2 separate regions of the Homo sapiens genome follow, and region 2 is linked to region 1. Evidence: chromatin loops called from intact Hi-C (ENCODE). Cell type or tissue: lower leg skin. All regions are shown on one strand. Each heading gives the region's core, and the rest is flanking DNA. Links, peaks and the distances in the headings are about the cores only. Region 1 overlaps CPVL (carboxypeptidase vitellogenic like). Region 2 has its middle 25 kb from the start of TRIL.

Region 1 (2,914 bases), core at 266-2,765:
TCTTCCTACAGTCGGCCTTTTTCTGAAAGAGTGAGATTGACAACCAAGTATTTGACACAGAAAGACCATCCCTATATTCTGAAGGTTTATTTAGAAGAAGTGCTGTGTCGAGTCTCTCCAATCATTATCAGATGATCAACTTGCTTGAGAAGGAGGAGGACCTAATACTCACTGACCTCTTATTCTGTGTCAGGCACTGTGCTGGGAACTTTGTGTACATGGTCTCATTAGTTCTCGTTACAATTCTGTATAGTTCGTCGCATCCTCATGTCCAGAAAAGGGGCTGAAGCTCTTGGAAGTTCACCCACATGTCTACGAGTTCCAGTTATGGTGTGTTGGCATGCACTGCACTGGTCCGAAGGTGTATGAGTTTGGATTTCATGGTTTCAGTGACAGAAATAACTCTGCTTACTTGAAGCATGAATGGAATTGATTGGAAGACAGGATAGGTCTTAGAATTCATGGAAAAACTGAAGAAGTGGGGTGAAGAAAGAACAGCAGATTGGGGAAAATTCTAGGGATCTAGGAAGCAAAACTAATGAGTAGACTTATCAATGAACTCTGTGTCCTCTGCCCATGATTCCAATTCCAGGGAAAGAGCATTTGAGTGCCTTTACTTAGGTAATGTGCTTATCCTTTGCCAGAGGAGGCAGGACACTGTGATTGACAACTCCCACCAGGGCTGTATCCACTGAAGGTGTGGGTGACCCACAAAGTACAGTTTCCAGGAGAAGGGAGAGTGGACCTGGGCATGCAAAAGCAGCAGATGGTCACTATACAGCACCACATGAAACCATTAAAGAGCAGAATCCATACCCTGTAATTGTCCATCGGTTTTATGGGGTACCAGGCACTGTGCAAGGCCTGGGGATGTAGCACGCACTCGGGAGCTCCTGTTTTTAAGGCACTGCTGGTATTTCACAGCGGTTTAGCAAGGCCACTCCCCACCAACTGTGAGTAATGCCCTCACACACATCCTGTCCATAGAGCCAAAGTGAGAGGTGACTAAGAGATGTCACCAGGGCCAGACAAACAGAGCAAGATTGTTTCTGAACCGGAGATGTGAACTGTGTCTCATATGCAACTAACTCTCAGTTTCCAGCAGCTTTTGGTAGCACTAAATGGTTAGCTGCAGGGAGTCAATAAATGCTTGTTGGTTTGAAGGAACTTTAGCTCTTTTCTTAAGGAAAAATTTTAGGTAGAAGGGTGGAAGTCGGGATCTAGGACTCATTCTGTTGCCTCACAGTATCACAGTTTCCATAACAGTAAAGTGGAGGCGGACAGTGGAACACTTCTGTTCCTGACCTTGTGAAGCAGTACAAGAATAAAGCTCTATGCACATGAAAGCAGGTTGAAAAGCAAGAAAGAATTAATAATAATAAAGATGCTTTTCTCATCTCTGCCTTTTGACAAAGAGGAAGAAAAAGATGCTTGTGGTCCAAGTCACCAAATGCCGTCTCTTGGAAAGGCTTGAATTCTGGAATGAGTTTTTAAAGACTGTCTATGAATTAAAATTAAGCTTTTTACCTAGTTGTCATGAAAAAAAAAATGAGAGCTGGTATGGTAGTATTTGAATTCTTACAAATTATTTCTCCAAAAGACTCATCTTTTGCCAAACTGAGGTATCCAACCTCATAGCATTATTGTTCTTTTTTTTTTTTTTTTCCATTATAAAAGCATTCTAGGCTGGGTGCAGTGGCTCATGCCTGTAATCCCAGCACTTTAAGGAGGCAGGTAGATCACTTGAGCCCAGAAGTTTGAGAGCAGCCTTGGCAACATGGTGATACCCTGTCTCTACCAAAAATACGAAAAATAGCCAGTCTCATAACCTGGTCTCTAAATTAATTAATTAATTAAACTTTTTAAAGAATTATTTTGTAAAAAACGATGAGAACACATGGACACATGGGGGGAACAACACATACTGGGGCCTGTCAGGAGGGTGCAGGGGGAGGGAGGTAATGGATGCTGGGCTTAATACCTAGGTGATGAGATGATCTGTACAGCAAACCACCATGGCACACATTGACCTATGTAACAAACCTGCACATATACCCCTGAACTTAAAAGTTGAAGAAAAATAAATCAATAAATAAAAAGCATTCTATGGCCAGGTGCGGTGGATCATACCTGTAATCCCAGCATTTTGGGAAGGAAGCTGAGGTGGGCAGATTGCTTGAGCCCAGGAGTTCAAGACCAGCCTGGGCAACATGGCGAAACCCCGTCTCTACAAAATATACAAAAAAATTAGCTGGGTGTAGTGGCATGCACCTGTAGTCCCAGCTACTCGGGAGGCTGAGATGGGAGGATGGCTTGAGTCCAGCAGTTGGAGGTTGCAGTGAGCCAAGATTGTGCCATTGCACTCCAGCTTAGGGGAACATAGTGAGACTGTCTCTTAAAAAAAATTTAAAAAAAGGATTGTAACCACATTTGCCAAAAACAAAACAAAACAGAAACCTAGAAGATAGCCAATCTAAAATAAATCAACCATAGCTCAAATAACTGTATTTTGATTTGTTCTTTCCCCAGGTTTGAAGCATTTTTAAATATGTGATAATTAGAGTACAAACAAGTGAAGTCTCAGTTTTTCATTGATTTTTTTCATAAGATAAGCATTTTTCTGTGACATTGCATAACCATCAGTTTCACTAAGCTAAGCAGCCAGCCCTCTAAGGAGTAAAAGAAGTCTCTAAAAGCAGTGGCTTTGCTCCCTTACCAGAGGCCTACAGCTGACCAGAAAGGAAAGTGAGGAAATGCATGTTCAGGGCACTGCCTAGTACGTCGCTGGAGACCAACTCCAACCAGCTCTTTCCTTGTTCCTTGTTTTGTTCCAATCACTATTGACAAGGGAAGTGTAGCTAAAAGCTGCATTCATCTCTGTCTCCTCCCTTCTGTCTTTAGACCTTGTTGCTTA
Region 2 (2,914 bases), core at 122-2,621, 100 kb after region 1:
GGAATGAATCTGAGCTTGGCTTACGTGTCCAGGTTTATCTTCTGCTATATCCCTACAAACTCACTGTGCCCCAGTCCCATTGATCCATGAAGTTCCACATCACTCCCCCACAAGGCAGTGCACGCAGTTCCTTCCTCCCGCAATACCTGTCTCCCCTTTCTACACATGCCAAGCTTGTCTTCATCCTCTGGATTCCACTGGAGCTTCAGCAACTCCATAATGCCTTCCCATGGTGACACACAGTGCATGGACCATGCTAAATGCTACTGGCTTGTTCAGGCCTCAGCCTTCCCCAGAGACATTAAGCAACCCCAGGGCCAGACAGGGCCATTGTATCTTTTCCCCCAGCCTGGTTCTTTAGATGTGTGATGAGAGAATACATAAATGGCATCCCTAAAGACATACAGGCAGTTAGTGGCAAGGAACACACTGGTTTCCAGATATGCTGGTCTTCCATTAATGGTACATTACTTGTTATTTCCGTTAGAGAACTCCTTTGAGAAGACATTCTCACCTTCCTGAAACTCACATTCCTCAAATTCCTTACATTAATCAAAATGTCATGTGATTAATTACTTTTCATGAAGTGGCCCCTACTGCATAGATAGATTTTAGGCATGAAGATTTCTGTGAGATTTTGAGATGTTTTGAAATTACTCAAGCAAAAGAAAGATATCCTGGGCAAGCTGGAGGTTACTGTAACCTCCAACCTTTTAGCTGGAAGTCTGAAATTCTCCCCTACTTTCTTTCCTGGATGGGCGGAGCTTTATCAAGGCTTTCTTATTCATTTGAAATTGTCTTCTCTCAGGGGCTCAGTCAACAGTGGCTTTGGAGAACTGAGCTCTTTTTCTGGCTTATCTCCAGGCCCTTCGAGGGCTGGTGCCTGCACACACCTTCTACAGGCAGCCTAAATGCTAAGGTGGAGGTTGAACTTAGGTCATGAGGTCTTTTCATTTTCTATCTTCCTTGTTGGTCCTGGCATCTCCTCAGCACAGGGACCAGGTAACACTAAGGGGAAAGCATTCAGATTAGCGCATGCCCATCGCGGCACAAACCCAACCAGATTAGGCAGGGACCAAAGTCTCCCCCTTCTTCACTCCTCCCCGGCAGCCTGAGGCTCATTTTCCCTTCCTGCTTGTTTTCACCGGTTGCTAAGCAGCGTGTAACATGCTGGCAGGGCTTGCGGCCGCCTCTCTTCTCCCAGCAGGCTCTTTGGATTAACCCCGTGTGGAAAAATGGAGTTTCAAAACAGGGGGCTGTGTCACAGTCCAGAGAAGCCAGACCCAGACTTGATAACAAGCCACACCTTGCTTTGAGGGGCAGGGATTCGAATGGGCCCCATCTCCAAGGCCACTGGCACTTGACTTTGAGTTCTGGCCCTACCCCTTGGTAACTGAGTGACTTCTAGGAAGCGACTGACCCTATCCAACTAAGTCTTGGTTTTCTCATCTGTGAAAGGGGTTAGGCCACGTGTGGTGGCTCATGCCTGTAATCCCAGCACTTTGGGAGGCAGAAGCAGGTGGATCACCTGAGGTCAGGAGTTCGAGACCAGCCTGACCAACATGGTGAAACCCGTCTCTACTAAATACAAAAAATTAGTTGGGTGTGGTGGTGCATGCCTGTAATCCCAGCTCCTTGGGAGGCTGAGGCAGGAGAATTGCTTGAACCCGGGAGGCAGAGGTTGTAGTGAGCTGAGGTGGTGCCATTACACTCCAGCCTGGTTAACAAGAATGAAACTCTGTCTCAAAAAAACAAAAATAAAAACAAAAACAAAAAAGAAAGGGGATAATAGTGCAATTTCTGCATATGTTGTTCTGAGGATTAAATGAGAAGTATGAAAAGTGCCCAGCACAGAGTACATTACGTGGTGAGAACCCAGAACTCACGGTGTGTTAGCTGCTGGTCATGCGATTTTCACAGCAGTGCCGTGTCTATCATCTGCCTCCACATCACTGCAAGTCACCTGGCTAAGGTAACTGTTGATATTTCTATTTTAAAGATGGAAAACACAGGCAGAGAGAGGCAAGGGGGCTTGCTCAAAGCCAAACAGCTGAACTAGTGTTGGAGTCAGGTTCCCTAATAACTTGTTTTGTGTTTTTCCTTCTTTGTCACAGCACCCCAGATGTATCTAAGTCTCAAGGTTCCTTCCATCCGGACTTTTCTTTGAGGAAGAGAAATTAACTGGAGGCAAGCGAGTCTGTGCACCTTGCTTCCCACTTTGAAACAGTATAACTTTTGATCATTACTAAATCATCCCCAAGATGAAAACTATGTGTGCATCCATTGTCTGTCTAGCATAATGGGAATGAACAAATAACATAAACTTCACGTGAGACTATGAGGACCGGACAAGGAAAAGTTGGCCTTGAAGTACGTGGTATGAAATCACGCTTCCAACCTGTAGAGTGACAGGGCTGTAGGAAAGCTGAGCTTCATAAAATCAAAGACAGTGAGAGTTTGTCATACCACCCAGGGAAAAGTGGGTAATTTTAAGTCTTTTTCTCTGGACTCCTAATGATTCTAATTATACTGCTTCTGCTTTTTAGAGTCAGTTAATTCAGCTGGTTGCCAAAAAGGCAGCAAATTTGATCCTTGAAACTACAATTTCACTTTGTTCTGTTATAGCCCTGGGCTGCACTTTACCCTAGCCTGGTCCAGGTCTCTTGGGAAACCTGGTGAGAGGAGGAGGGGAGTGACTTTCCACTCTTTTGTAAAATTAACTCTAAGACTATAAGCACTAGGTGGCATTTGAGCATCACTTTCAAACATTTTTGTTATGTCCTGGACCATTGTGTAGTTAATATTTTCTTTAAATTCACTCATTTATAATCTTAAAAGTTTTAAAATATGTATTAGTCGGGATAGTCTAGGCTTTGTTGCAGTAACAAATAAACGCTGATATTGCAAAGGCTTA

What was found. A loop is a pair of places that touch in the nucleus more often than their neighbours do. Peaks named below come from ENCODE experiments on the same cell type or tissue, not always from the same donor. Only the 100,000 strongest peaks of a DNase experiment are listed, where the experiment ranks them.
Region 2: it touches region 1 in a loop (2.1-fold over the local background); 3 of 110 quality-filtered maps call a loop at or near these places.

The regions. Positions count from the first base shown.
Region 1 is chr7:29,033,605-29,036,518 of GRCh38, reverse strand. All of the region lies in intron 11 of CPVL (carboxypeptidase vitellogenic like), which reads left to right. Among named protein-coding and RNA genes, the nearest start is that of CPVL-AS1, 45 kb to the left of the region's middle. In lower leg skin, for the core only: no CTCF peak of the experiment used is centred there; no DNase peak of the experiment used is centred there.
Region 2 is chr7:28,931,756-28,934,669 of GRCh38, reverse strand. No RefSeq gene overlaps it. Among named protein-coding and RNA genes, the nearest start is that of TRIL, 25 kb to the left of the region's middle. In lower leg skin, for the core only: no CTCF peak of the experiment used is centred there; a DNase peak (open chromatin) is centred at 1,173.